Linked DNA regions of Homo sapiens: region 1 is linked to region 2. A link is an interaction called in ENCODE POLR2A ChIA-PET data of the cell type or tissue named here. Cell type or tissue: Panc1. All regions are shown on one strand. Each heading gives the region's core, and the rest is flanking DNA. Links, peaks and the distances in the headings are about the cores only. Region 1 overlaps CACNA1A (calcium voltage-gated channel subunit alpha1 A). Region 2 has its middle 120 kb from the start of CACNA1A.

Region 1 (15,939 bases), core at 7,214-11,213, 170 kb after region 2:
AACCATCAGCCACGCCCACTTTGAGAATTTTCCTTCATGTTCTGAATCTGAAGAGCAAGGTCCTGTTCTCAGATGCAAGCCCTCCTTCTTCCCTACGCAGAGTCAAACTTGGTCTTTTCCAGGGTCACATACAGCCTCTCTCTGGGGCCTCTGCAGGTCCTGATCAATTTCATTGTGTATAGAGCTCTGTGTCTCCTCACCTGCCTGCAGGGCTGTCTGCTATCCTGACTTCCGAGAGCCATTTCGGAAGCCAGCTTTTCCTCCCATCAGGGATGCTTCTCTTCTTTCAGCCCCCGCCCCGCTTTGGCCTCCTAGGATGGCTGATTTTTCTGGATCCCGCTGACACAGGTGCTTTCTCTCCGAGCCAATCAGGGAGCAGAAAGGCTCAGCTCAGCTAACAGAGGCATTGCTCACCGCAGCTGTGAGTTAGAACTCAGGCTTTCTAAATCGGGAGGATCAGGCATGACTTGAGGTTGGGCTGAGAAAGCCTCGCCTGCCCCCCAGCTCGACTACCCAGTGAAACCTTTGGCTTCTGCCTCGGGCGAGGCATCTCTTACCATGCCAAGAACTCAGCAGCCCATCTTTCTTTCATCTGGGCACCAAGTACATCATTGCATATTTCAGGGGGTTTCATTGTGTCCTTAACATGCTCATGGAGACTTGGCTTGAGATGAAGTCGGGGTTTCTAGGCAGCAGGACCCATGTCCCCTTCCTTCATTTCCTCCACCGGTGATTTTTGTTTTGTTTTGTTTTGTTTTGTTTTGTTTTGTTTTGTTTTTGAGACGGAGTCTCGTTCTGTTGTCCAGGCTGGAGTGCAGTGGCGTTATCTCGGCTCACTGCAAACTCTGCTTCCCGGGTTCAGGTGATTCTCCTGCCTCAGCCTCCCAAGTAGCTGAGATTACAGGCGTCTGCCACTATGCCCAGCTAATTTTTGTATTTTTAGTAGAGACGGGGTTTCACCATGTTGGCCAGGCTGGTCTCGAACTCCTGACCTCTGGTGATCCACCCGCCTCGGCCTCCCAAAGTGCTGGGATTACAGGTGTGAGCCACCGCACCAGGCCCTTCCACTGGTGTTTTTTGAGCATCTACTATATAGAGAATGCTCTCCTGGGCACAGAGGATGAAGCAGTGAACAAAGTAGACAAAAAATCCCCACGTGCATAGAGTGTGCAGTCTCGTGGGAGAGACAGGGAACAAGATAAAGAAGGAAAAAAATAGCAGATGCTTGACTGGGGACGGGGACTAAAGAAAGAAAAAAATAAGCAGGCTAAGGGGGTTGATGGATGTGACCTTTGAGTAAAGGCCTAAAGGAAGTGAGGGAGGGAGTCATGTGGATGTCTGGGGAAAGACTATTCCAGGAGAATGAACAGCAGGTACAAAGGCCCCTGGGTACAAATGTGCCTGGGGAGTTTGGGGAATAAAAGGGAGGCCGGCGTTGCTGTAGCTGAGTGACTAAGGGAGAGAATAGAGGAGATGAGGGGAGGGAGGTAATGGGAGCAGGTCATGCACCTTGCTGGTGCTGGAAGGACTTTGTTTTTGCTTTTGAGTGAGATGGGATCCATGGGAAGGCTTTGAATACTTCCACATGCATTAGGCTGAAATTTTCTTTTCTGCTTTTGTCGCATTCCAACATTGCTTTTATTTCATCAAAATCTTCGGTTTCTTCTCAGGCTCTTTACCCAAGTGGGAGCAGAAGGCTGGTACCCAGGGCTGTTCAGTTCTCCCCCTGGGGTCAGAACGTGGAGGAGAAAGCTTGGAGGAGAAACAGGAACCCCCACCTCTTTCTGGATGACTCAAAACCGCAATTACCTGAGCTCCTCCTCCTATCCCTGAAATAGAGGCACTTAGCACTTCCTAAACTTCCCGGTGCACACAAATCCCCTGGCGATCTTTTTAAATGCAGGTTCTGACTCAGCAGGTGGATGCAAGGTCTAAGGCTGCATTCCTAACCGGTGCTGGTTCTGGGACCACACTTTGAGTAGCAAGGGTCTGAGGTCATTGTTGCAGATGTCCATCTGGGGCATGTCTGTGGACACTTGCGGGGGTGCGGGTGAGCAGAGGGAGGGGGGATGATGTTGGAAAAGCAGTGTGAGTATCTGTGTTTGATAAGAAGTAAGAAAATGAAGCAAGGTGGGAGAGTAGAACCTCTTTATTTTTGCCTACGTGCTAAGGTTTTATTGCCATACCCAGAGAGCCCTGGGTCTGAAATCCAGGCAACACTGGCCAGTTGAAACCCTGATATTGCAGCCCATAAAAGTGCTGCATGCTGCATGGTGGACTTCTGGGACTCTTCCTGGAACCTTCAGTGCCAGAGCCGGTCCAAAGGAAGTCACATCCCTGCCATTGAGGGGCAGGAGACCAGGGAACCGGAGGAGTGGGATGGCAGAAGCGCGTGTAAGGAGGCTGAGTTGGCAGGGAGAGAAAGCGAAGTCAGCTTCAAATCATAGCGAGAGGAGACCAGGGAAGGGCTTGGCGTTGCTGCTCTGTGTACAAATATTGTCTCTTATTTTCCAGGCTGCAGGGTGAGGCAGAGTGGAGTATTTGTGCAACACAGCCCAGCTTTGTTCTCTGGGCTCCTAATGCCTGTCAGCTCAGAGGCAGAAAGCCAATCAGAGATGATCGTCGGCAAGGCCGGCTTTTGTTGGCTCCCCAAATTGCCCTGAGTCTCGGATTTTGCTTTTCAGAGTGTGCTTTCAGCTGGAGGCAAAGGCTGAAGCTGGTGACAAAAGGAAGCCTGGTTTTCCTGGCTTTCCGAGACTTTTACTGAGGGGGTTTCTATTTCAGACTCCGTTTTCCCACCTGGAAAGCAGGTTCCACTCTCCCTCCGGCCTGGAAGGGATGGTTTTATGGTGCTTCCAAAATGCCAAACCTAACTCCAGGGCAGAAGAGGAGACTGAAACCAATTAATTTTCCAAAGGTTAGAGCTACGAGGAGGGGAGAGGTTTAGCATGGTCAAGTTCCCCAAGACATACTAATTGATCTCTCTACAGAATGCGGGATTTCAGTGCCCCCAGGGGACACTCAGCAATGTTTAGAGACCACTTGAGGTTGTCATCACTGGACAGGAGGGGCTGCTACTGGCATCTAGCACACACAGGCCAGGGATACTGTTGAACATGCTGCAGTGCCCAGACAGCCCCACCAAGGAGAATGATCCACCCCTAAACCTAGTGCTGAGGTTGGGAAATCCTGCTCCGGAGTAACCAACACCCTATGGCTTTTTCACTCAAGCAGCCGCTTCTCCAGCGCTTACACCTCCTCAGAGATTGCCAGATCCATATGCAGAGCCTGTTGGCGTGGGACACTTCTGAGGGGTGTGGCAGGGAGACAGCGGACATTCCCATTTACCAGCTGATCAGCAGGTTAGGAGCTAATATGAAATGAACAAGATAGACCCTCCCCACCTGCCCTGCAGATCCTCTGGTGGGACACTAGGGAGGGAGGCCTCCTAAACCCAAATGACAGTTCCCAGGATGCAGGGAGGAGTTTACCTATGCAAACTGGAGAGAATGCAAATGGGGCATCTAGAGATACTTACTGGACGACCCCTCCCCTGCCTCGGGTCTTGGAAGAACAGATTCTCAGAGGTCTGCCCTGATCACTGTAATTTTTTTTTTATTGAGGTAAAATTAATATAACACAATTAACCATTTTAAAGTGACATTTAGGGCTGGGCACAGTGGCTCATGCCTGTAATCCCCGCACTTTGGGAGGCTGAGGAAGAAAGGTCGCCCAGGAGTTCAAGACCACCCTGGGCAACAAAGTAAGACTCTGTCTCTTACAAAAAAAAAATTAGGCACACATGGTGTTGTGCACCTGTAGTCCCAGCTACTCAGGAGGCTGAGGCAGGAGGATCGTTTGAGCCTAGGAATTCAAGGCTGCGGTGAGCTATGATCATGCCACTGCACTCCAGCCTGGGTGACAGAGCAAAATTGTGTTTCTTTAAAAAAATAAAAGTAAAAATAAATAAGAAAAGAAAGGAGAGGGGAGGGGAGAGGCGTTTAGTACACTCACAATGTTGTGTAACTGTCACCTTCATCTAGTTCTAAAACATTAAGCAGCCACTCCCATTTCCCTTGCCATTCCCCAGGAACAACAAATCTGCTGTCTGTCTCTGGATTTGCCTGTTCGGGATATTTCATATACATGGAATCATACAATATGGGGTATTTTATGTCTGCTTCTTTCGCTTGGCATAATGTTTTCAAGGTTCATTCCTGTTCTATCATGTATCAGTACTTCATTCCTTTTTTTTTTTTTTTTTTGAAACGGAGTTTTGCTTTTGTTGCCCAGGCTGGAGTGCAATGGCACAATCTTGGCTCACTGCAACCTCCGCCTCCCGGGTTCAAGCAATCCTCCTGCCTCAGCCTCCTGAGTAGCTGGGATTACAGGCATGCGCCACCACACCCAGCTAATTTTGTACTTTTTTTAGTAGAGATGGGGTTTCTCCATGTTGGTCATGCTGGTCTTGAACTCCCAACCTCAGGTGATCTGCCTGCCTCGGCCTTCCAAAGTGCTGGGATTACAGGCGTGAGCCACTGCACCCGGCCTACTTCATTCCTTTTTATGGCTGAATACTATTCCATTCTATGAGTAGACCACATTTTGTTTATCCATTCACCCACTGGTGAAATTTAGGTTGTTTCCATCTTTTGGCTGTTGTGAATAGTGCTGCTGTGAATATTTGTGTATGAGTGTTCGTTGGAATACCTGTCTTACGATCCTTTTGTGTTTATACCTTGGAGTGGAGTTACTGTGTGTCACATGGTAACTCTGTGATTAACTTTTTGAGGAACCAAGGAATGGTTTTCTATGGCAGTTGCACTGGTGTTTTTTTGTTGTTGTTGTTTTTGTTGTTGTTGTTTTGAGACAGGGTCTCACTCCCATTGCCCAGGCTGGAGTGCAGTGGTGCAGTCATGGTTCACTGCAGCCTCAACCTCCTGGGGCTCAAGCAATCCTCTCTCCTCAGCCTCCCAAGTAGCTGGCACTACAGGCCTGCGCCACTATGCCCGGCTAATTTTTCATATTTTTTGTAGAGATAGAGTCTCAGTTTGTTGCCTAGGCTGGTCTCGGACTCCTGTGCTCAAGTAATCCTCCTACCTCGGCCTCCCAAAGTGCTGGGATTACAGGCATGAGCCACCGCATCTGGCCAGCTACACCATTTTATATTCCCACCAGCATGAGGGTTTCAATTTCTTCACATCTTCACCAACACTTGTTTTCTGTTTGTTTGTTTGTTTTTAATAGCTATCCTAGTGGATGTGAAGCAGTATCCCGTTGGGGTTTGATTTGCACTTCCCTGATCACTAATACCCTCATGTACATATTGGCCATTTGACTGTCTTCTTTGGAGAAATGTCTATTCCAGCCTCCTGTCCATTTTTCAATTGGATTATCTTTTTGTTGTTGTGTTGTAAATGTTCTCTCTTTATTTTTTATTTTTTTGAGACAGAGTCTCGCTCTGTCGCCCAGGCTGGAGTGCAGTGGCACGATCTTGGCTCACTGCAAGCTCCGCCTCCCAGGTTCACGCCATTCTCCTGCCTCAGCCTCCCGAGTAGCTGGGACTACAGATGCCCGCTACCACGCCCGGCTAATTTTTTGTATTTTTTTAGTAGAGATAGGGTTTCACCGTGTTAGCCAGGATGGTCTCGATCTCCTGACCTCATGATCCACCCGCCTTGGCCTCCCAAAGTTCTGGGATTACAGGCGTGAGCCACCACACCTGGCCGTAAATGTTCTTTATATAGTACTAGACCCTTATCAGATACATGATTTGCAAATAGCTTCTCCTATTCTGTTACTTGCCTTTTAACTTTCTTGATAACGTCCTTTGATGCACAAAAGGTTTAAATTTTGATAAAGCCCAGCATATCTGTTTTTTCTTCTGTGGATCATGCATTAGGTGTCAAATCTGATCATAATGTTTTATTTATTTATTTACTTATTTATTTATTATTTTATTTATTTTTGAGATGGAGTCTTGCTCTGTTGCCCAGGCTAGAGTGCAGTGGCATGATCTCGGCTCACTGCAACCTCCACCTCCCAGGTTCAAGCGATTCTCCTGCCCCGGCCTCCCAAGTAGCTGGGACTACAGGTGTGTACCACCACGCCTGGCTAATTTTTGTATTTTTAGTAGAGACAGGGTTTCACCATGTTGGCCAGGCTGGTCTCAAAGTCCTGACCGCAAGTGATCCACCCACCGCAGCCTCTATCTATTTTTAATTTATCTCTTTTTTTTTTTTTTTTTTTGAGACAGGGCCTCCTTCTGTCACCCAGGCTGGAGTGCAGTGGTATAGTCATTGTACACTGCAGCCTCTACCTCCTCGGCTCAAGCAATTCTCTCGCCTCAGCCTCCCAAGTACCTGGGACCACAGGTGCCTGCCATCATGCTGGCCCTGCCACCATATTTGAAATTGCAGCCCTGACCCCTTCCACTGTCTATAGTCTTCACCATCTTACTACATAACATAGCATATATGATGTACTGTATAACATGGTATATGCAGTGTACTGTATAGCATAGTATACATGATGTAGTCATCTCATTTATTTGCTTCTCCTCTGGGAAGCAGGAGGAAGCTTCTCCTCTTGTCTGCTTTGCTCTCAACTGTGTCCCTAGCCCAGAACAGAGTCTGGCACACAGCAGGTACTGAATGAATATGTGTTCAGTGAATATTGTGGGTGAGATAGAAGGTGAATATCCACATTTCCCTTTAGAAGTCACCTGATCTGGGTTTGAGATCTGCAGGGATCTACTCCAGACAGGAGAACGAATAATTCCACCTGTGCTGATGAGTTGGAAGGATCTAGAGGGCTTGAGATCTTTCCACTGGGGTCAGTGGGGGTGGGTGCACCTCCAACACCCTTCTTTTCTTTGAACAAGATTTTTCCTTAATTCCCCAATACTCCCTTTGAATATATGATTTTAGCCACCATCATAGCGAATTGCATCGTCCTCGCACTGGAGCAGCATCTGCCTGATGATGACAAGACCCCGATGTCTGAACGGCTGGTGAGTGATGTCTTTTCTCAGGGTCTTCTCCTTGGCTTTAGCAGGACATTAATTTTTGGGGGAGTGGAGCAGGGCACAGAGGAGGCTCTCAGTCCTGGAGCCCAGAGCCAGATCATGGGAAGCCTAAATTTCCTTTTCATTTTTTCTTGAACCAGAGTCTCGCTCTGTCACCCAGGCTGGAGTGCAGTGGTTCAGTCATAGCTCACTGCAGCCTCCACCTCCTGGGCTCAAGCCATCCTCCCACTGCAGCCTCCTGAGTAGCAGGGACTACAGGTGCCACCATGCCCAGTTAATTTTCTTATTTTTATCTTTTTTTGTAGAGATGGGGATCTCACTAGGTTGCTTAGGCTGGTCTCAAACTGCCCACTTTGGCATCTGACATAATTTCAGGCAGTATACTCAAATGAACATTGTTAATGTTAATAATTATGTCTTGGCCAGACACTGTAGCTCATGCCTGTAATCCCAGCAGTTTGGGAGGCCAAGGCAGGTAGATCACTTGAGGTCAAGAGTTCGAGACCATCCTGACCAACATGGTGAAAGCCCGTCTCTACTAAAAAAATACAAAATTAGCTGGATATGGTGGTGCACACCTGTAATCCCAGCTACTTGGGAGGCTGAGGCAGGAGAATCGCTTGAACCCGGGAGGCAGAGGTTGCAGTAAGCCAAGATCGCACCATTGCACTCCAGTCTGGGCAACAGGAGTGAAACTCCATCTTGGTGGGGGGGAGGCGAAAAAAAAGAAACAAGAATATTACAAAGGATACAGATGAAGAGATGCAAAGGGTGAGATATAGGAGAAGGGTGTGGCTGGCAGCTTCTAGGTAGCTTCAGGAGGGGGACTGGTCACCAGAAAGACCAAGGCATGATTCGAGGGTTGCGACTTTCAGCCCCACCCCCCAACCTCTGGGAGGGCAGAGGGGCTGAAAATCAAGTTGATCACCAACGGTCAATGATTTAAATCCAAACCTCTAATCATGCCTTGGTTTTCCCGGTGACCAACCCCCATCCTGAAGCTACCTAGAAGCTGCCAGCCATCAGTCAATCCTTAGCCTGCAAAAAGACATCCCTTTGGAGATCCCAAGGGTTTTAGGAGCTGTACACCAGGAAACAGTGTCAAAGACCAAACATACATTTCACAATGTCACAGTCTTCTAAAAACTATAACTAGCCTAGCAAACCTATGATTTCTAGATCTTTGCATTTTCACTTAAAATAAAGCTAAATAAAAAGCGTCCATTGAAAGACTGGTAAGCAAGTAGAAGTACCAGTGGCAAGCTAATGTGGAAAAAAAAAATCATTCAGGCAGAGTGAAAATGATTGTAGCTCGAGAAACGTTGCTGTAACAGATGGGAAAACATTCACATTGGGGCTCTGATGGAGAAGAGCTTGTAGCTTAATTTCAAATATGATAGATTAGCAGCTGGAAGCCAGAACCAGCCGGAGGTTCTGCAGAGGAACTGGAGGTGAGGATACTGGCCACTTATCAGCCAGTACAGAAGTCCTATTCCAAACCTTTAACAATCTACATGCCAGCTGAGAACCATCCTAAGGGGTCAGATTTAGGAGTGAGGTCAATGCACAAGCTCTAGCCTCAAATACCTTGAACGCTGCATGTGACAAGTAAATTCTCTAAACCAATGCTTTCCATTAGAACTTTCTGCAGTCACAGAAATGATCTCCATCTGCCCTGTCCAATAGGATTGTCACTTGAAATGTAGCCAGTGTGACTGCAGAACTGTGTTTTTTATTTTATTGCATTTAAATTAATTTTAATTGAAATAGCCACATGTGGCCTGTGACTGTCGTATTGAATAAGACAGGTGCAAACAAATAATTCTGTTTAGCTGAGTGATATGTGAGGTTGGCCCAAAAGGAATGAAGGAGGAAGGTGCCTTCTCTAGGCATTGGCTTTGCTCGCAAAAGGCTTTGGACAAGAGAACTCTGCAAGAGGCAGTGAGGGGTGGTGAGTGCAGGAGGGTCAGGGGAAGTGAGAGGGTGATAGGTACTGATTTCTAGGTGGGCTGGTTCCCTGATCTTGTCAACATCTGCCCAGCCCAAGACGCTGACCTTGCCTTCTCTCCCTTCCAGGATGACACAGAACCATACTTCATTGGAATTTTTTGTTTCGAGGCTGGAATTAAAATCATTGCCCTTGGGTTTGCCTTCCACAAAGGCTCCTACTTGAGGAATGGCTGGAATGTCATGGACTTTGTGGTGGTGCTAACGGGGTAAGTGGCGCGTGCTATACGCTTTGGATTTAACTAGCTGAAGGATTACGAGGCTTTTGGTTGGTGTGGTCCGGGCCAGGCTCAGGAAGGCTGAGCCCTTGTGTTCTCCCTCCCCTTGTTATGCGCCTGCCTCCTTTCTGCCAACACCCCACCTCCATGTCTCAGCTGTATATTACAGCAGATGCTTTCTGTTACAATTAAAATAATAGCTCATTATTGTTGGCTGCTTCCAGAGTGCTTTATGCCCATTCTCTAATTTAATCCTTGCAACAACCCACTGAATTAGGAAATATTAATATTCCCATCTGACCACTGAGGAATCAGAAACTCAGAGTGTAACTTGCTTAAGGCCACCCAGCAAGTAAGTGATGGAACTGGGAGATGAACAGAAGATTATGCATTCCAGAACTCAAGGTTTTAAGTGTTGTACGTGCATGGGTCTCTTGATTTGCTTGAGGATATCTTGCTTTTATTTCAACTTGGTGAATGTTTTTTGAGAATGTCTGGGTGCAAGGGATTGTGATTATGACAAAGGAGAAAAGCAAGCTAAATAAGGTACAGTTACTGTCTTCAAGGAGTTTTCAGATCCATATATGATGAACTGTGGTTGAAATGTGTATATGCTTTCCTCTAAGCACCCTGTATGAGGTAGCACTTGCTGGTATAACAAAAGATCCAAAGCTAGGAAATGACTTAAACACGGCAGAAGTTTATTTGTCACTCATAGAAAATTCAAAATTGAGCTGGGTGTGGTGGTGCATGCCTGTAATCTCAGCACTTTGGGAGGCTGAGGTGGGAGGATCACTTGAGCTCAGGAGTTCAAGACCAGCTTGGGCAACACAGTGAGACCACCCCCCCATCTGTAAAACATAAAATAAAATAAAAATTAACCAGGCATGGTGGTACATGCCTGGGAGAATTGCTTGAGCTCAGGAGTTGGAGGGCACAGTGAGCTATGATCATCCAACCGTGCTCCAGCCTGGGCAACAGAGCAAGACCCCATCTCGAAAAAAAAAAGTCCAAAATAATTGTTCCTAGTTGACAGGCTCATCTCCTCCAATGACTGACGGACCCTGACCCTTGCCATATTGTGGCTCTTCATTGTCAGCCCACATCATCCAATAACTCCATGCTTGTCTGTATCAAACCAGGAAGGAGAAGTGAGCATAGAAGGTGATACTTGGAAAGGTTTATGAGTTTGGAAGGGGTGTGACCCATACCTGTTCCATTCATATCCTATTGGCTAGAACTCGGTCACATGACCACACATCACTGCAAGGGAAGCTGGGAAGTATCAGATTGTGCTTAGAAGAAAAGGGAAATGGATTTGGAGAATGACCTACTAGTCTGTCAGGGACCTTAAAAACTTTTATTAGATTCCAGTAGGGACATTAGTATCTGGTACCAATGGCTGGTTCCTCCTCTTCCCACTCTCTACTCTCCTCTCAGCTAAGTCTGGGCTCTTCTATTCTAAGACCCTTCTTCACTGGACACCTTTTTCATAGTAATCATTTACAGGATCATAGCTTTCCATGTTTTGTTGCTGCTCCAGGTTCTGTCTCTCTTGGCGGATGTGATGGGTTGCAGCACCCACACTGTGCTGGCCGGGCTCTCACAATGCAGATTTGTTTCAGAGCAATGTTGCCTCTCACAGAAGGAGCTGTGGCCTATTGGGCTGTTTCTGTAGAGGCCTTCAGATGTCAGCAGTCTGTTGTAAGGACTCTGGGCTAGCTCTCATGGGCTTGGGTGTTCACAGAGGGATCTTTGTTGGCTGTGCTCACAGTTCGGTGGCTTGGGACCTTGGTGGGTTCCAAGGGCATATTATGGTACTGGGCACTTTTCTCTTAGTCTACTAGGAAACTCATCTAGAAACAGCCTAGTGGCTAACTTTTTTATTGTTTAAAAAATGTAAAGCTGGGCAGGGTGGCTCATGCCTGTATCCCAGCACATTGGGAGGCCAAGGTGGGAGGATTGCTTGGGCCCAGGAGTTTGAGACGAGCCTGAGCAACATAGCAAGACCACATCTCCACAAAATAAAAATTAAAAGTGTATAAAGCTGGGTACAGTGGCACATGCCTGTAACCCCAATTACTCAGGAGGCTGGAGAGAGAGGATTGCTTGAGCCTAACTAGTTTGAGACCAGCTTGGGTAACCTAGCAAGATCCCATGCAAAACTAAGTAGAGAATAATAGAGCAAACACCTGTGTATACATTCATTTATTCAATGACTATTTATTGAACACTTCTGTGTGCCAGGTCCTGTTCTAGGCTCTGGGACACAGCAGTAAACAAAATAGAAAAATCCCCTGTCCTCATGGAGCTGAGAGTCTACTGATGGAGATGGACACAATTGATGAATGAATCTAGTGTGTCAGATGGCGGTGAGGGGTACAGAGGAAAAATAAAGCAGGGGAGGGATGGGATGTGTGGCAGGCAGGGGTGAGGGGTGCTGGAAGCCAGGGAAGACTTCACTGGGCATGTGACATCTGAATGAAAACCTAAGGGAGGTGAGTGAGTGAGCCATGAGGAGAGCTGGAACAGAGTGTCAGGCAAAGGGAACAGCCAGTGCAAAGGCTCTGAGGCTGGACTGTATCTGACATGTTTGATCAACAGTAAGAAGACCCACATGGCTAGAGAAGGTGACCAGAAGAATGGGGAGAATTGGGGATAGAGAAGTAATGGAGTAACCTGCTATCAAAACACAACCTTTCTCTTTTTTTTTTTTTTTTTTTTTTTGACAAGAGTCTCCCTCTGTCACCCAGGCTGGAGTGCAGTGGTACAATCTCAGCTCACTGCAGCCTCTGCCTCCCAGTTTCAAGTGATTCTCCTGCCTCAGCCTCCCAAGTAGCTTGGATTACAGGCGTGTACCACAACATCTAGCTAATTTTTGTATTTTTAGTAGAGACGGGTTTACGCCATGTTGGCCAGGCTGGTCTTGAACTCCTGACCTCAAGTGATCCACCTGGCATGGCCTCCCAAAGTGCTGGGATTACAGGCGTAAGCCACTGTGCCCAGCAAAACAAAACCTTTCTAACCTTTCTAATCCCTGTTTTCTCCCTCCCTAGACCCATTCCTTTCTCTCCCCCATCCAGGGGCACTTTCCTGAATTTTATGTTTATTATTTGCATTTATGTATTCACACTTTGGCTGCCTAAGTATATAAGAAATATATGCTACCTATTTTTACACTTCAAAATATTTTTTAAATAGCATCAGAGTGAGAATAGTTTACACTTTGACTACATGCATAGATAAGAAATATGTGGGCTGGGAATGGTGGCTCACACCTGTAATCCTAGCAATTTTGGAGGCAAAGATGGAAGGATTACTTTAGGCCAGAAGTTTGAGACCAGCCTGGCCAATGTAGTGAAACCCTGTCTCTACAAAATGAAATAAAATGTAATAAAATATTCAGCTGGGCATGGTGGTGTGCTCCTGTGGTCCCAGCTACTCAGGAGGCCAAGGCGGGAGGATCACTTAAGCCCATAAGGTCGACGCTGTAGTGAGCTATGACTGCACTCCAGCTTGGGCAACAGAGCAAGACCCTGTCCCTAAAAAATGTTTTTTGTTGTTGTTGTTGTTTTTTGTTTTTTTGTTTTTTTAATAAAGGCCAGGTGTGATGGCTCACACTTGTAAGCCTAGCACTTTGAGAGGCCAGGGCAGGAAGACTGCTTGAGTCCAGGAGTTTAAGACCAGCCTGGGCAACATGGTGAAACCCCATCTATAAAAAAAATGCAAAAAATTAGCCAGGCATGATGACGCACGCCTGTAGTCCCAGCTACTCAGGAGGCTGAGGTGGGAGGATCACGTGAGCCCAGGAGGTCGAGGCTGCAGTGATCCGTGATTGCACCACTGCACTCCAGGCTGGGCAACAAAGTAAGACCTTGTCTCAAAAAAATAAAATAAAATAAAAAATAAAAAAAAGAAAAGAGAAAGAAAAAAAGAGATATGTGGTACTGTTTTTCAAACTTCACATTTCTCTAACCTGACTTTTGTGTTCAACATGAGATAAATCTGATTAATAAAAATAGTTTCCATGCATCCATTTTCATGACTGCATAGTATTCTGTGGTAGGAGTATGCTGCCGTGTATTTATCTATTTGGATTGTTTCCAGCTTTGGGCTATTTTGACCCAAAGTGTCCCTGCTTTCTCCCAAGTGAGTTTCTCTAGGGCACGTACCCAGGAGTGGAACTGCTGAGTTGTATACTGTGTGCATCCTCAGCCCCACTAGGTATTGCCAAATTGCTCTGCAAAGTGGTTGTGCCAATTCATGCTCCCTGGGGGCTGGCTTCTGCTGGCTGAGGCTGGCTTGACCTTGCTGGCAGGAAGGAGCCTTAAAAATCCCTGTGTGGTTTTTTTTGTTTTACTTTTATTTTAAGTTTAGGGGTACAAGTGCAGATCTATTACATGGGTAAACTTGTGTCTTGGGGGTTTGTTGTACAGGTTATTTCATCACCCACGTATTAAGCCTAGTACCCATTAGTTATTTTTCTTGATCATCTTCCTCCTCCCGCCCTCCACCCTCCAAAAGGCCCCAGTGCGTGTTGTTCACCTCTGTATGTCCATGTGTTATCATCATTTAGCCCCCACTTAGAACACGCAGTATTTGGTTTTCTGTTTCTGCATTAGTTTGCTAAGGATAATGGCCTCCAGCTCCGTCCGTGTTCCTGCAAAGGACATGATCTTGTTCTTTTTCTTGGCTGCATAGTATTCCATGGTGTATATGTACCACATTTTCTTTATCCAGTCTATCATTGATGGGCTTTTGCAGCCCTGTTTTTTTTTTTTTTTCATAATAACACGGTTATGGGAACACTTAGGGAAGCTCATATATTATTGAGCAGTGTGATGGTTAATATTGAGCATCAACTTGATCAGCTTGAAGGATGCAAAGTCTTGTTCCTGGGTGTGTCTGTGAGGGTGTTGCCAAAGGAGATTAACATTTGAGCCGGTGAACTAGGAGAGGCAGACTCACCCCCAATCTGTGTGGGCACCATCTAATCAGCTGCCAGTGTGGCCAGAATAAAAGCAGGCAGAAGAAGTTGGAAAGAGTAGACTTGCTGAGTCTTCTGGCCTTCATCTTTGTCCTGTGCTGAATGCTTCCTGCCCTCTAAAATCAGATTCCAAGTTCTTCAGCTTTTGGACTCATGGACTTACACCAATGGTTAGCCAGGAGCTCTCAGGCCTTTGGCCACAGACTGAAGGCTGCACTGTCAGCTTCCCTACTTTTGAGGTTTGAGGACTCTGACGGATCCACCACTGGCTTCCTTGCTCTTCATCCTTCAGATGGGCTATCGTGGGACTTTACCTTGTGATTGTGTGAGTCAATTCTCCTTATAAACTCCCTTTCATATATACATCTATCCTGTTAGTTTTGTCCCTCTGAAGAACCTTGACTAATACAGACACCTAGTGGGTCCCAATAAGTGATCATTAAACTGAAGGCAGTCATTCAGTAGGTCAGTTTGTCACTTGTGTTTGTATCTCCCTGCTTACAACAAGGTGGCCTTTCTTCTAGTTTCCTGTCATCTGATGGAAGAGATTCTAGACTCATTCCTCTAGAGGAGAAATACTTCATCTAGAACAGATAGGTCCTAAGGGTGAGAGCTCATCGTTGGGATGAATGAACCCACTGAAATTTTATGCAAGAAGAAAATTGTGTATATGTATATTTTTTTTTCTGGTCTGTAGTTTTTATTAGATTCTCAGGGAATCCTGATCCTATCATGAAGACCTTCTATTCTAGATTGGGTTCCTTTCACATCCCCTTCTCCTTTCTTGTTGAATTCTCCATGCATTTCTTTCACTTGCTTTTCTTGCTCTTATTTCTCTGGTAGTCAGTTATCCTTTTTGTCTGGTGGTTCTATCTCCTTCAAATGAGGCACATTGCTCAAATTTTATTACTCCAAATTCCAAGGTGCTGTTTAGTGTCCTGTTGGGTTGTAAGCTAGGAACAGGGAGGGGAAAGTAAAACATTCTGCATGAGCTGGGTGCAGCGGGCAAGCACCTGGAATTCCAGCTACTGGAAGCTGAGGTGGGAGGATTCCCTGAGCCCAAGGGTTTAAGGCCAGCCTGGGCAACAAAGTGAGATTTTGTCTTAAAAAAAAAAAAAATCCCAGCTGGGCTCTGTGGCTCATACCTGTAATCCCAGCACTTTGGGAGGCAGAGGCGGGCAGATCGCTTGAAGTCAGGAGTTCCAGACCAGCCTGGCCAACGTGGTGAAACCCCATCTGTACTAAAAATACAAAAAAAAAAAAAAAAAAGCCTGGCATGGTGGTGTGGTGTGCACTGGTAATCCCAGTTATTTGGGAGGCTGAGGCAGCAGAATCACTTGAATCCAGGAGGCAGAGGTTGCAGTGAGCTGAGATTGTGCCACTGCACTCCATCCTGGATGACAGAGTGAGACTCTGTCTCAAAAAAAAAAAAAAAAAGAAAGAAAAAACACGCGCGCACACACACACACATCATGCAGACCTAGCCTTCTGCCAATGTCAATGGTAGAGAAACACAGTAGACACTTAATTCTATGTTTCAGAGAGGAGGGGACTCAAATATATTAATTTGACATTGAGACAGTGATGACTTTAATGAGTACTTTCTTTCCTTTTTTTTTTTTTTTTTTTCGGGACAGAGTGCAGTGGTGGGATTTTGGCTCACTGTAGCCTCCACCTCCTGGGTTCCAGCAGTTCTCCTG
Region 2 (15,939 bases), core at 6,233-10,232:
CTGAATCCTGGTTTGGAACTCACTCCTTGCCATTTCTGCCCACCTACCATTGACTGAAGCAAGTCACGTGGCCAAGCCTAAGGCCAAGCCATGGAGAAGTACCCACCACCCATGATGAGACCATCGCAAAGATAGGCACACAGGAGAGAGTGACTCATCAGGGCCAATCATTCAATCTATTCATGGTCACCAACTCTGGCAAAAAACACAAGAGTTTAAAAGATGGTTGACTCAGGATGGTCTCATTTGCGTAAGAGGAAAAGTAGAACTTTTTGACATTTTCAAAGGACTTCTAAGGAAACCAGGATGACTATTTATGTTGATCACGAAGTGACTCATACAAGTCATGTGATTTAAAAACAGGAAAATTCAATGCTAATTGCATAGACTTATGACTCCCTGCATAATAATGACAGCTTATGTGACATAGCATTTTTGAGTTCACGAGGCACTTTAATAACCACGTCTTATGTTATACTAGGAACAAATTTCTCCTTTTTTTTTTTTTTTTTTTTTTGAGACAGAGTCTCACCCTGTCACCCAGGCTGGAGTATAGCAGCGTGATCTCGGCTCACTGCAACCTCCGCCTCCCAGGTTCAACCGATTCTCCTGTCTCAGCCTCCAGAATAGCTGGGATTCCAGGCGCGCACCACCATGCCTGGCTAATTTTTTGTAGTTTTAGTAAAGACAGGGTTTCACCATGTTGGCCAGGCTGGTCTCAAACTCCTGACCTCAGGGAATCCACCTGCCTTGGCCTCCGAAAGTGCTGGGATTACACGCATGAGCCAACGGACCTGGCCAAGCCTAGGATTTTTATTATCTGGCCTTTTACCAAAAAAAAAAAAAAGAAAAAAAGTATGATGTCTCTTGACATGCATGATCTCACGTTTTAATTAAATAAATTTTTAAATCAACAAGTAAAAATTGTATATATACTTATGGATGTTTTGATATATATACATACATTATACAATGGCTAAATCAAGCTATTTAACATATGCATTAACTCATATAATCCATATCGTACTCACATGGTTTAAAATTCCCTAAATATAAAAAAATAAGCAGAGAAAAGCGGACCCCTATGATTGATTTTCATGTGTCTTTCAGAGATGGTTTTTGTCTTAGCCCTCTTTCTGTTGCTTATAACAGAATACCTGAAACTGGGCTGGGCATGGTGGTTGACTCCTGTAATCCCAGCACTTTGGGAGGCCAAGGTGGGAGGACTGCTTGAGCCTAGGAGTTTGAGACCAGCCTGGGCAACACGGCAAAACCCTATCTCTATAAAACATTTAAAAAATCAGCTGGGCAGAGTGGCGCACGCCTGTAGTCCCGGCTACTCGGGAGGCTGAAGTGGGAGGATCACTTGAGCCAGAGATGTTGAGGCTGCAGTGAGCCATGATCGCGCCACTGCACTCCAGCTTGGGTGACAGAGCAAGACTCTGTCTCATTTAAAAAAAAAGTATACCTGAAACTGGGTAATTTATAAAGAAAAGGAGTTAATTTCTTCCAGTTACGGAGGCTGAGAAGTTCAAGGTCAAGAGGCCAAATCTGAGGAGGAGCTCCTTGTTGGTGGGGATTCTGCAGAGTCCCAAGTCGGTGCAGGGGATGGCATGGTGAGGAGCTGAGTGTGCAAGCTCAGGTTTCTCTTCCTCTTCTCCTCTCCTCTCCTCTCCTTTCCTCTCTTTCTTTTTAAAATAGACACAGGGGTCTCACTATGTTGCCCAGGCTGGTCTCAAGCTTCAGGTCTCTCTTCCTTTTCCCCTTCCCTCTCCTCCTCTCCCCTCCCCTCTTCTCCCCTCCCCTCTCCTCTCCTTTTAAAAATAGAGACAGGGGTCTCACTATGTTGCCCAGGCTGGTCTCAAACTTCTGTCCTCAAGCAATCCTCCTGCCTTGGCTTTCAAAAGTGCTGGGATTACAAGCATGAGTCACTGCCCCCGGCTCATCTTTCTCTTTTCATAAGGCCACCAGTCCCACTTCCATAACAACCCCTTAATCCATTAGCCCATTAATTCATTAATCCATAAATGAATCAGTCCATTCATGAGGGCTGTCATGACCCAGTCACCTTGTAAAGGTCCCACCTCCCAGTACTGCCATACTGGGGATTCAATTTCAACATGAATTTTAGCAGGGACAAACAGCCAAACCATAACAGTTTTAGAAGCAAATATTATTTTCTTGTTGTTCCTTTTTAACACGATCTCATTTAATGCTCACAAAATCCCCACCAGGTATGAAGGATTAGCCTGGTTTTACTGATGTGGAGATGAAGCTTGGGCAGGGTCCCAGGCTGGCAGGGTGGATTGAGTCCTTTTGTTCTCCAGGCCGAGGGACCCCAGGGCTGGCTTCTTCTCTACACTCCAGTGTAGGTGACGGACCTGGAGGCCTCCTGGCCTGGGGAAAATCCCACCAGCTTTGCTTTGAGTTGCTTCCCATCCTAGTGGCTCCCCAGCTGCTGAACTACGGGCTGGACTCACCCACATAGAAATCCCCCAATCTGGTTTTTTTTTTTTTTTTTTTTTTTTTGAGATGGAGTTTCGCTCTTCTTGCCCAGGCTGGAGCGCAGTGGTGCAATCTTGGCTCACTGCAACCTCTGCTTCCTGGGTTCAAGTGATTCTCTTGCTTCAGCTTCCCAAGTAGCTGGGATTACAGGCATGCACCACCATGCCCGGCTAGTTTTTTGTATTTAGTAGAGACCGGGTTTCACCATGTTGGTCAGGCTGGTCTCAAACTCCTGACCTCAGGTGATCCACCCACCTCGGCCTCTCAAAGTGCTGGGATTACAGCCGTGAGCCACTGTGTCCAGCCAAAATTGTCTGTTGGTCTAAACCCACTGACATGGGCTGCATTCTTCTTAATCCACACTTCCCAGACGTCTCTTTAAAATAGAAAATTTCAATAAAATAAAATAAAATAAAAACAAAAAAGAAAAGAAAAGGAAACAAAACAAATATAGAAAATTACTAGCCTGGGCAATATAGCGAGACCCCATCTCTACAAAAAATCAAAAAAATTAGCTGGACATGGTGTCGTGAGCCTATAGTACCAGCCACTCAGAAGGCTGAGGCGGGAGGATTGCTTGAGCCCAGGAGGTTTGGGCTGCAGTGAGCCATGATTGTACCACTGCACTCCATCCTGGGCATCAGAATGAGATCTTGTCTCAAAAACAGAAACAAAATTTCAAATATACACAAAGTAGAGAAGTAGAGAGAATACAATGAAAAAAATACAGCAAATCCCCAAGGCCCTATCACCCAGCTTCTCCAATTAGCAATTCCCTCCCTTCCCCTCCCCTCCCCTCCCTCCCCGCTTCCCACCTCCCAGTACTGCCATATTGGGGATTCAATTTCAACATGAATTTTACCGGGGACAAACAGCCAAACCATAACAGTTTTAGAAGCAAATATTATTTTCTTGTTCCCTTCCCTTCCCTCCCCTCCCCTCCCCCCTTCCCTCCCCTCCTCTCCCCTCCCTTCCCTTCCCATTCTTTCCCCCTTCCCTTCCCCTTCCCCTTTCCCTTCCCCCTTCCCTTTCCCCTTCCTTTCCCTTCCCTTCCACAAGGTCTTGCTCTGTCGCCCAGGCTGGAGTGCAATGGCATGATCATAGCTCACCGCAGCCTCAACTTCCCAGGCTCAGGTGATTCTCCCACCTCAACCTCTCAGGTAGCTGGGAACTCAGGCACGCATTTTTGTATTTTTTTGTAGAGACAGGTTTTTGCCATGTTGCCAAGGCTAGTCTCTAACTCCTGGGCTCAAGCGATTCTCTTGCCTCAGCCTCCCAAAGTGCTGGGATTACAGGCATGAGCCACCCTCGTGCGTGGCCAATTAGCAGTTTTCTGCTCTTCGGGTGTATCTTTTCCCTTCTTTTCTGGTGGGATTTTTTTTTTAAGTAGAGGTGAAATTCACATAACATAAACTTAACTATTTTAAAATGCTATTCTGGCCAGGTGCGGTGGCTCACTCTTGTAATCCCAGTATTTTGGGAGGCCGAGGCAGGCAATTACTTGAGGTCAGGAGCTTGAGACCAGCCTGGCCAACATGGTGAAACCTCGTCTCTACTAAAAATACAAAAATTAGCCGGGCATGGGGGAGGGCGCCTGTAATCCCAGCTACTCGGGAGGCTGAGGCAGGAGAATTGCTTGAACCCAGGAGGCGGAGGTTGCATTGAGCTAAGATTGCCCCACTGCACTCCAGCCTGGGCGACAGAGCAAGACTCTGTCTCAAAAATAAATAAATAAGTAAATAAATAAATAATAAAATAAAATGCAATTCCATAGCACATTCACGATGTTGTGAAAACCATCACCTTTATCTAGTTCCAGAACATTTTCATGACCCCGAAAGGAAACCCCATCCCTGACAGCAATCACTCCACATTCCCTCTCCACCTGCCCCTGCCAATCACTCACCTGATTTCCATCTCTATGGATCTGCCTACTCTGGACAATTTGCATAAATGGAATCCTACACCATGTGGTCTTTTGTGTCTGCCTTCTTTCACTCAACATCATGTTTTTGGGGTTCATCCACGTTGCAGCACGGATCAGTGCTTCATTCCGTTTCATGGCTGAATAATATTCCATTGCATAGCTATGCCATATTTTATTTATGTGGTGCTGTTTCCTGGAGTTTTTAAAAAAGCAAATCCAGGTATCATATCACCTTATCCATAAATACTTCCATATGCATCTCTAACAGACAAACACTTTTAAAGAACACCATAACCAAATACCACCAACAGTCCTTACAAAACTCACATGAATTCTTTAAAATCCCCTGACACCCAGTCAGGTTCGATTTTCCCCACCTGTCTAAATGCTGCTTTGTTCTTAATGAGGTAGATTCTCCCCATTTTGGCTCAGCCTTGGGAAAAATACGGAGATTCTCTGTGCCCTTGATGCTGCTGCTGCTTCTTCTTTTTTTTTTTTTTTTTTTAAATGAGACAGAGTTTCTCTCTTGTTGCCCAGGTTGGAGTGCAATGGCACAATCTCAGCTAACTGCAGCCTCCGCCTCCCAGGTTCAAGCGATTCTCCTGCCTCAGCCTCCTGAGTAGCTGGGATTACAGGCACCTGGCTAATTTTTGTATTTTTAGTAGAGACAGGGTTTTGCCATGTTGGCCAAGCTGGTCTCAAACTCCTGACCTCAGGTGATCCACCCGCCTTGGCCTCCCAAAGTGTTGGGATTACGGGCATGAGCCACCGCACCGGCCTCTTGATGCTTCTTATAGGAAAAACAAAACCCCTATCTTTAACAGGAGGCCCCTTTGAAAAGAGACATGGGATTACCCTAGTTTTGAGAGCATAAGTCTACACAGATTGCAAACAAACTTACCAAGTTGTAATGGATTGGTGTTTTGCATGAAAGGACTCAACTTTCCTTTTCCTGCCTTTCTTCTTTAATAATACAACCCCTCTGCCTAAGGGAGGAGATCAGGGTACTGGGAAGCTGTTTCCAGAATGAACACGACAGACTCAGAGAGGAGGCTAGCAGCTGTCCTCTAATTATCATTTTTCTAAGAGCATAAATAATTTAGGTTGCAATGTGGCGGAGTGGAGATGGTTAAATTATAACACGATTCCATATCCCTGCTGCCTGATGCCTATTCTACACGCCCCCTCCCCGGACCCCCGACAGGAACCAGTGGAAGAGAGAGAATACTCTTCTTACCACCGTTCCTCTGCTCTTTAAGGGAAGCCCGAACGGGGGGAAAAAGTCTCCTTTTTGAGACAACAGTTTTGCCCTGTGCTGGGAGGTCCCAGTGCGGTGTTAAGGGGCATAGAGAAGAGAGCAAGAAATCGTGAATTATTTTTCCCCCTGAGGAGCAGTGGCCTGGCTTGTTCTCAGCTTCTGCCTTGCCTGGATTGATCTCCCCAGGCTGGGTCCCCGTGTAGCACTTAGCTAAAGATGATCAGCAGCTGAGAACGATCGGTCCTCCTTTCCCTCCTCCCAGCATCAGGGAAACCTCCTCCTCCTCTTTTTTTTTTTCCCTTGGCAGCTGATACAGCAACCCCGTTCAGTGTCTGCTTTTGTGGGGAGCCCTCTGCTCAGAAAACTGCTCTTCTTGGCACCCACTTTTCTCCCTCCTGTCTCTGGGCCACCCTTCTTCTTTCCACTGGGTGGGCCATGGATGCATGGACTTCAGATAGCTCGGACCCCTGGGTGCTGACGAGATGGGACCCTCGGGACCCCTGGAGGACTCGCAGTGCTGACCACTAGCCGCGTCGCCTGAGCCCCAGCGCTGATGCGATACAGGTGAGTGGGGCTTCTGAGAGCGGGGGACGCTGGAGGCAAAGTCCTGCAGGGAGTTTAATCTTTCTTTCCTTGCTGCAAATTACCTCCATCTGCAAAGGTAGAAATACAAAGATCTTCCCCTGCTCCCTCTATGAAGAGTTTTTCTTTGCGGGCGGGCAGCTTATTTCCAGATTTCACTTGCTTCTGCCTTAAGAACCTCTTCCCTTTTCTGAACAGTTTCTCTTGCTGGGAAGAAGGGGGGCAGACTCTTCATTTCCAGCGTATTCCTGTTTCTTTCTTAAAAATCCATTTTCATTCAATTGCCCTTGGCAACCCCCCTCCCAGCAACCGATGTCTTTGCCATCTGCCCTGAACATGTGACGTTTTCCCAAGAATGAGAATTTCTGACCTAAGTCAAATTCTACTTTTTTATATCTTCCCCACCCCCCCTCATTCAAGTCCACATTTTAAGTCTCGTGCTGCTTTGAACAAGTGACAACATTTAGAATTATGAAATATCCCCTCACCGCTCCCCACCCCCCAATTGCCCATGGCTTTGGGGACCCCGAACAAAAGTTCCCGACGCCTGTGTGCCTGGGCCTTGTTTGCTGTGATCGACGCGGCGTGAATGTGTTGGGAAAAGAGAGATAAATGGCAGATGGAGTTTAGGCTGTTGGGAATAATTACATCGTCTTAGGAAACCACTTCTTCCTTTTAATATTTAATATTCTTCCCTCTCTTGCCCCACTTGAAGGAAAAGCAGAGAAAGAGCTGGACACCCCCTCTAAGCCATTCCCCCCTTGCCCCTTCCGCCTTTTTTCTTTAATTTTGAACCGAGTTGTCTGGGTGGCTTTTGTTTCTCAATAAGTGGGAAAAACTGGCAGCAGAATTCCTCTTCTCCCCTCTCCTTCCTTTGAAGCTAACAGCTTCGTACAACAGACGCTGCTGGGGACGGCAGGGCATGGGGATCATGTTGATTGCTCCAGGCTCCTTCCTTAGAGGCTCCTGAGAGACTGACCCAGGAGAAGGAGCCAATTTAGAATGTCAACAGGAGGTCAGAGCACCTTCCCAGAGGCTGAACCAACAAGAGGGAAGCTTCTCTCTCTCCTCCTTCTCCTCAAAGCCCTAGGTGCTGTGGAGGAATATTCTCTAGGTATCCCTGGCTCAGGGCTCCTGTCCTGTTCAGAGACAGTGACTCTAGGGCAGCCTTGCCGTGTCCTGCACCTGCTCTTTCAGGGATAGCCTTCAGTTGCTTGCAGGGATCTCAGGTGCTTACAGCTGACACAGACCTCCCCTTACCCATGTGACCCCTAGTCCATCCTCAACACCCCAATACCAGGCTGCAGGAAGTCTCCCCAACTACAGAAGTCTAAGAGGCTGAGTTTATCCCTGTGTGGATACTCCATTTTCCTCCAAGACACAGAGATCTCAGGAGATGTATCAAGATGTCACTCGGTGGCCGGGCGCAGTGACTCATGCCTGTAATCCCAGCAGTTTGGGAGGCCGAGGTGGACGGATCACTTGAGGTCAGGAGACCGAGACCATCCTGGCTAACATGGTGAAACCCCATCTCTACTAAAAATGCAAAACATTTGCCGGGCGTGGTGGCAGGCGCATGTAGTCCCAGTTACTCAGGAGACTGAGGCAGGAGAATTGCTTGAACCCGGGAGGCGGAGGTGGCAGTGAGCCGAGATCATGCCATCACACTCCAGCTGGGGCGACAGAGCGAGACTCCGTCTCAAAAAAAAAAAAAAAAGTCACTCGGTGCAAATGCCACTTTCCCTCCACATAAGATGGGTTCAATTCAATGCAGCCTCCCCAAAAAGAAAACAGAAGATCATTACAGGGGTCAGGAGGGAGAGGGTGGATTTGACACTGAGTGAAATTACTGAGCAAATGACCTGTAAAACTCGTGGACATCAAAAGCTCTGGCAGAGGGTTTCATTTATTATTATTATTATTTAAAATGTTAGGGCATAGGACCAGAGGGCCCTCTGGGCCCAGGGCAAATGAGGGAGCTTCTATTCCAGGATCCTTCAACCCTAGCTGTCTCCACAGTGACAGACAGACGAACGCTCTGGGTAAGCATTTTCCACCCCCTTATAGGCCAAGTTTGTCCAGTGGACGAGGGAGGACTGACTTAGCCTCCGGGGAAGAAATCCTCCCCTCAAAGTGCAGGTCTTGGCCAGTCCCAGGCTCCACTCAGCCCTGCTGAGTTAGAATCTGCATTTGAACTTGAGGCTGGGTGAGTCATGAGCCAGTCAGCATCTGAGAAGCCCTGGAGGCCACATACTCATTGGCGTGTGACCCAGGGGAGCCACTCAGCCCTCTGTGCCTCAGTGCCCCCTGCTGACTGCAAGGATGACGATGGCGTCTGTGTCTTAGCATTGCTGAGAAGCCCAGCCACAGGTGATACCCAGTGGCAGGCACCTAGTACGTGCTCACTAAATGTTGGCTACTTTCAAATTACTCTCCAGAGCATGTGTTTGATTTATTTTTATTTTTTATTTATTTATTTTTGAGACAGAGTCTTATTCTGTCACCTAGGCCGGAGTGCAGTGGTGCAATCTTGACTTACTGCAACCTCCGTCTCCTAGGTTCAAGCCATTCTTCTGCCTCAACTTTCCAAGTAGCTGGGATTACAGGCACCCGCCACCATGCCTGGCTAATTTTTGTATTTTTAGCAGAGACGGGGTTTCACCATCTTGGCCAGGCTGGTCTTGAACTCCTGACCTCGGGTGATCCACCCACCTCGGCCTCCCAAAGTGCTTGGATTACAGGTGTGAGCTAACACACCCAGCCAATTTCTTTTTAAATTATGGTAAAAAAACACATAGAGCATACCATTTTAACTATTTGATTGATTGACTGATTGATTGAGACAGGGTCTCACTCAACGCCCAGGCTGGAGTGCAGTAGCCCGATCTCGGCTCACTATAACCTCAACCTCCAGGGCTCAGGTGATCCTCCCACATCAGCCTCTCGAGTAGCTGGTACCACAGGCGTGCGCCACCACACTCAGCTAATTTTTTATGTATTTTTGTAGAGATGAGGTTTTGCCGTGTTGCCCAGGCTGGTCTTGAACTCCTGGGCTCAAGCAATCCACCCGCCTCAGCCTCCCAAAGTACTGGGATTACAGGCGTGAGCCACCATGCCCGGTCTCTGATTTCTTTTTTAGTTCACATTTCTTTCTTCTTCCTGTACCACTTGTCTTACCCTCCATGAAATCGTCCTGGTCAGACATGAGTAACAGAACCCTACTAGTTAGTATGGACCCTACTAACTCATACATTAATTCTTAGCTACCAACACCAAAATCTTGAAGATGGTAGGCAGACACCATCTTCAAACATCTTTTTTCAGGACTCAACTCAAGGGCTACTCACTTTTTTTCCCCAAAGGGACTACAACTTTTGGTGTACAGTTATTTTTCTCTCCAGCAAAACCAACACTACATTTTCTTTTGACCCCCCAAGGGGAGGCAGGTTTTGTTTTGTTTTTGAGACGGAGTCTCGCTCTGTTGCCCAGGCTGGAGTACAGTGGCGTGAACTCGGCTCACTGCAACCTCCACCTCCTGAATTCAAGTGATTCTCCTGCCTCAGCCTCCTGAGTAGCTGAGTACAGGTGCATGCCACCACACCCAGCTCATTTTTTATATTTTTGGTAGAGACAGGGTTTCATCATGTTGGCCAGGCTGGTCTCGGACTCCTGACCTCAGGTGATCCGCCTGCCTTGGCCTCCCAAAGTATTGGGATTATAGGCGTGAGTTATGGTGCCTGGCCGGGAGGCAGTTTTTAGGTGATTTCTCTAGAGTCTTAAGATCCCAAGATGAATGATAATTGGATCACAGTGGTACACAGTTGGTAGTTAATAAATATTTGTTGAACAAACAAAGCATATCAGAATTCAAAATGACCACTGAGGGCTGGGCACGGTGGCTCACGCCTGTAATCCCAGAGCTTTGGGAGGCCAAGGTGGGAGGATTGCTTGAGTTTGGGAGTTTAAAACTAGCCTGGGCAACAGAGCAAGATCTCGTTTCTATAAAAAATTTTAAAATTAGCCAGGCATGGTGGCCAATGTCTGTGGTCCCAGCTCTCGGGAGGCTGAGGTGGGAGGATCGCTTGAGCCCAGGAGTTAGAGGTTGCAGGGAGTTCTGATTGTGTCACTGCACCCCAGCCTGGGCAACAGAGCAAGACCCTGTATCTAAAAAAAAAAAAAGCCAGAAAATGACCTCCATAATGAATTATTGCTTTAACATGTTAATATGTTGATGACACACACAGACACTGTCTGGCCAAAGAGGCAGGATAAATGAGGGACATGGTGAAACACCTACCAGTTGCTCAATATTGAGGAGTCAAGAATACCTAATCAGGAAAAAAATTCAAGGAGATAGAATAAAAGCAACATTACCCACCCACTCCTGCCCAAGAATGACTTAAGAGAACAGATGCATGGTTTAGTTTGTGGGAGAAACATTAGAGAAATACAGTCCCTGTGGGAGGAGTTTTATTTTTTTCCTGGTACTCTGTACTGTTTCCTTTTAGTTCTCCAATGCTGATGAAGTCAAGCAAGTTTGTGAGAGAGACAGAGAGAGAGAGAGAGAGAGAGAGAGAGAAGGTGGACAGGGGATGACACATGGTGCTAAGTGTCCAGGTATTTGGTTCAGTTTCAGTATTGACCTGATGCCACTGGTTTTGCCTTGCTTGGACAAGAGGAATAATTGATCCACCTTCTTCCTTCCTTCCTTCCCTTCCTTCCCTTCCTTCCCTTCCTTCCTTCCTTCCTTCCTTCCTTCCTTCCTTTCTTCCGTCCCTCCCTCCCTCCCTTCCTTCCCTCCCTCCCTTCCCTCCCTCCCTCCCTTCTCCTTCCTCCCTCCCTTCTCCTTCCTCCCTCCCTCCTTTCCTTCCTACCTTCCTACCTTCCTTCCTTCCTTCTTTCCTTCCTTCCTTCCTTCCTTCCTTCCTTCCTTCCGTCCCTCCCTCCCTCCCTCCCTTCCTTCCCTCCCTCCCTTCTCCTTCCTCCCTCCCTCCTTTCCTTCCTTCCTTCCTTCTTTCCTTTCTTTTTATTTCTTTCTTTCATCCTTCCCTCCTCCTTCTCTCTCTTTCTTCCATCTTTCTTTCTTCTTCCCTCCTTCCTTCTCTCTCTCTCTCTCTCTCTCTCTCTGTCTCTGTCTTTCTTTGTCTGGCTCTGTCACCCAGGCTGGAATGCAATGGCTTGATCATAGCTCACTGCAGCCTCAACCTCCAGGGCTCAAGTGAACCTTCTACTTCGGTCTCCCTCGTAGCTGGGACTACAGGTGTGTACCACTGCACCTGGCTAATTTATTATTTTGTTGTTGTTGTTGAGATAGGGGGTCTCCCTATGTCGCCCAGGCTGGTCTTAAACTCCTGGCCTCAAGCAATCCTCTGGCTTCAGCCTCCCAAATTGCTGGGATTACAGAGGTGAGCCACCGCACCTGGCAATCTGCCTTTCAGCAATTATTTATTGAGTTCTTCCTGTTGGCCAGGCACTGTGCTAGGCTTTGAGGATTCAACAGAGAATGAAACTATCATTGTAAACACAGTAATAACAGTAGCAAACACTCATATTGGGGCTTACCATGTGTGGGACACTGTCCTGGGCATGCTGCATAGAATTAAGTTATTTCATCCTCACAATGACACTGTGAAGGATGTGTTTTTATTATCCCCATTTTACAGATGAGGAAACTGGCCCAGAGAGGTGGAGCGATTTACCCAAGGTCACATAGCAGGAGGCAGCTGATCCTGAATCCAAGCCCAAGCAGTCTGGTTGCAAAGATGGGGATATTTCTCTACCAACTCCTGGCAGCAGCCATTGGTTGAGGAATATTCCAGGGGTAGCACCTGTGACCTGTCCCCTGCAGATGGGCTTCACTCCTGCGGCCAGAGGAGCCCCAGGTCGGGAGCGGCAGGTGCTAGGGGCAGGGAGCCATGGGCAGACAGGAGGTGTGGGCACTGGTAGGATTTTCTAGAAGAGGCTTGTGAAGCAGAAATGTATTTTGAGCTGGACCTTGGGGATGAGGAGAGGGAAAGGTATTCAGGGTGGTGAAAGTCAGAGGTGTGGTCAGGATTGTCTCAGAGCATCAGCTTCATGTAGTGAGAAGTGAGGATGGAAGGAATTCTGGGGCTACATCGTGGCACATATATGGGGCTGGCGAAAGGACTCACACTTTATTCAGCTGGTTGTGGAAAGAGTCTCTACGGGATTGGCTAATGGATGAACTGATTGCTTTTTTTTGTTGTTGTTGTTGGCTTTTTTTGTTTGTTTGTTTTTGTTTTTTGAGATGGAGTTTCACTCTTGTTGCCCAGGCTGGAGTGCAGTAGTGCAATCTCAGCTCACTGCAACCTCCGCCTCCCGGGTTCAAGTGATTCTCCTGCCTCAGCCTCCCAAGTAGCTGGGATTACAGGTGTCTGCCACCACACCCAGCTAATTTTGTATTTTTAGTAGAGATGGGGTTTCACCATGTTGGTCAGGCTGGTCTCGAACTCTTGACCTCAAATGATCCACCTGCCTTGGCCTCCCAAAGTGCTGGGATTACAGGCATGAGCCACCGCGCCTGGCCAGGACTCACACTTTATTCAGCTGGCTGTGGGGAGTCTTTAGGGGACTGGCTAATGGATGAACTGATTGTTTATGATGACTTGGAGGAGACGAGATTCAGAGAGGAATGAATGTGGCCTACGGCAAGTGGGAGGGGAAGGACAAGGCGGAGTCATCAGCTCTGATGATGAGTAGAATGTGGAAGTGAAGGAAAGAGAGAAGGAAGGAACCCCACAATGTCTGGGGTGATTGATTCCACTGCATTTGGGGTTTCTTGCAAATGTGACCTCCAGAGGGCTCCCATGAATACCTGAGTCAGGCCACATCCCTCATCTCCTTAGATCCTTTCATAGCTCCCACCTCATGCAGAGCAAAAGCCAAAGTTCTCCCTATGGCCCACAAGACCCTGTACCATCTGTTCCCCTTATCTCCCTGCCCTTACCTCCTGGCCCCGTTACCTCCCTGCCCTCACCTTCTGGCCCCCTCACTCACTCTGCTCCAGCCACACTGGCCTCTGTGCCGTTCCTTGAACACATCAGCCACACGGCCAGCCATAGCGCCTTTGCAAGGGCCTTTTCCTCTGCCTTGGAATGCTCTTCCCACAGACACCCTCATGCATCCTCCCTCATCCTCATCTCCCTTCAGGTCTTTACTCAAATATTTCTTTCTCAGTGAGGCCATTCTGGCCACTTTACCTAAATGACAGTCAGCTTCCCCTTCCCCCTCCTCCTCTACCGTTTTCTTTTCTCTATCTGACATTCTGTCTATTTCAGGAGCTTTTCCTGTTTCTTGTTCATCTCCTTTATTAGAACGCCAGCTCCAGGAGGGACTTTTGTCTGTGTTATTCATGTCTTAGTCCTCAGTGTTGAGAACAGTGCCTGGAATACAGTAGGTGCTCAATAAATATTGCTGGATGAATGAATGAATGATGAATGGATGCATGAGTGATGGGGAGGATAACAGAGCCACGAAGTGAAGTTGGGAGGAAGAATTTAGCCTGAGATTCAGCCCAACAGCCTGTACCCCTGGGGGTCTCCTCCCCTCCTTCCCCCGTCCTGCAGCCTCACTCAGTGTCCTGGGGCTGCCCAACCATCCAGCAATCCCGGGTGATCTGTTCATCTCTGTGGGAGGGTGCGTGTTTATCTCACCGCACCATGATCACACCGTCCAGCTGGTGAAGAAAAAAGTGGGTGGAACACGAGACCAGCTGTGACATGGTTTATTCTCACCAGGGGATGAACACTTGCAGCCACACTTGGGGCTATGCTGGCTTGCTGGTCTCAGCTTGCGTTCAACCTTGGCCATCTGGCCTGGCGTTTTATTTAGCTTTGTTCTCACGTATGTGGGGCAGTTCTGGAGTTTTGCCCCAAGTGATGAGAGCTCTTCTTGGCCCCAGCTTTACTTTTTCTTTCATCTTGCTGGTTGCTTGTCTATGCAAAGATAGGGGGGAGGGGGTCCACCCTGCCCGAGATGGGGAAGCTTCTGGTTGTGGCCAGAAGGAGCATAAACACCCTTGTATATGCCCATATCTAACTATTGATGCTATCTCTACTTGTTGGTGCCTATATCCATTTATTGATGCCTATATCTACCTGTTGATGCCTATATCCACTTATTGGTGCCTATATCCATTTATTGATGTCTATATCCTCTTATTGGGCCTGTAGCTACTTATTGATACCTATACCCACCTATTGGTGCCTATATTCAGTTACTGATGCCTACATCTACTTATTGATGCCTATATCTACTTATTGGCACCTGCGGCTACTTATTGATGCTTATGCCTACTTATTGAGCCCTATATCCACTTATTCCTGCCTATATCTAGTTACTGGTGCCTATGTCTATTTATTGAGGGCTATATCTACTTATTGGTGCCTATATCCACTTATTGATGCCTATATCTACTTATTGATGTCTATATTCACTTATTGATGCCTATATCCACTTATTGATGCCTATATCCACTTATTGTTGCCTATATCTACTTATTGATGCCTATATCCACTTATTGATGCCTATATCTACTTATAGGTGCCTGTGGCTACTTATTGACACTTATGCCTACTTATTGACGCTTATGCCTACTTATTGAGGCCTGTATCCACTTATTCATGCCTATATCTAGTTACTGGTGCCTATGTTTATTTATTGAGGCCTATATCTACTTATTGGTACCTATGTCTACTTATTGGTTCCTATATCCATGTATTGGTGCCTATATCCATTTATTGATGTTTATATCCTCTTATTGGTGTCTGCAGCTACTTATTGATGTCTATAACCACTCGTTGGTGCCTATATTCACTTAATGTGCCTATATCTACTTATTGATGCCTGTATCTATTTACTGATGCCTATATCCACTTATTGGTGTCTGTAGCTACTTATTGATGCTTATGCCTACTTATTGGTGTTTATATCTACTTATTGGTGCCTATGTCCATTTATTGGTGCCTATATCCACTTATTGGTGTCTATATCTACTTATTGGGGTCTACATCTTTTTTTGTTTTTGAGACACAGTCTCGCTGTGTGCAGTGGTTTGATCCCTGCTCACTGCAGCCTCCACCTCCTGGGTTCAAGTGATTCTCCTGCCTCAGTCTCCCAAGTAGCTGGCACTACAGGTGTGTGCCACCATGCTTGGCTAACTTTTTTTGTTTGCATTTTTAGTAGAGATGGGGTTCCACCATATTGCCTGAGCTGGTCTCAAACTCCTGAGCTCAGGCAATCTGCCTCCCTCAGCCTCCTAAAGTGCTGGGATTACAGGTATAAGCTACCACGCCTGGCCATGCCTACATCTATTGATTCATGCCTCTATTCACTTATTGGTGCTTATACCCACTTATTGGTGCCTATATCCACGTATTGATACCTGTATTCATTTATTAATTTTTTTTTTTGAGACAGAGTCTCACTCCGTCACCCAGGCTGGCATGCAATGGCATGATCTCAGCTCACTGCAACCTCTGCCTGCTGGGTTCAAGCAATTCTCCTGGCTCAGCCTCCTGAGTAGCTGAGATTACAGGCTACGCGCCACCACGCCTGACTAATTTTTGTATTTTTAGTAGAGACGGGGTTTCACCACGTTGGCCAGGCTGGTCTCGAACTCCTGACCTCAAGTGATCTGTCCGCCTTG

The links. ChIA-PET counts read pairs that join two places held together with the same protein. Peaks named below come from ENCODE experiments on the same cell type or tissue, not always from the same donor. Only the 100,000 strongest peaks of a DNase experiment are listed, where the experiment ranks them.
Region 1: POLR2A ChIA-PET joins it to region 2 with 5 read pairs; 2 of 35 experiments call an interaction of 5 or more read pairs at or near these places.

What each region holds. Positions count from the first base shown.
Region 1 is chr19:13,446,180-13,462,118 of GRCh38, reverse strand. CACNA1A (calcium voltage-gated channel subunit alpha1 A) reads left to right here. Exons shown (of 47, transcript NM_001127222.2): 2 at 6,907-7,012; 3 at 9,104-9,243. Among named protein-coding and RNA genes, the nearest start is that of CACNA1A, 52 kb to the left of the region's middle. In Panc1, for the core only: no CTCF peak of the experiment used is centred there; no DNase peak of the experiment used is centred there.
Region 2 is chr19:13,614,193-13,630,131 of GRCh38, reverse strand. No RefSeq gene overlaps it. Among named protein-coding and RNA genes, the nearest start is that of CACNA1A, 120 kb to the right of the region's middle. RefSeq lists an enhancer at 8,017-8,738. In Panc1, for the core only: no CTCF peak of the experiment used is centred there; a DNase peak (open chromatin) is centred at 8,501.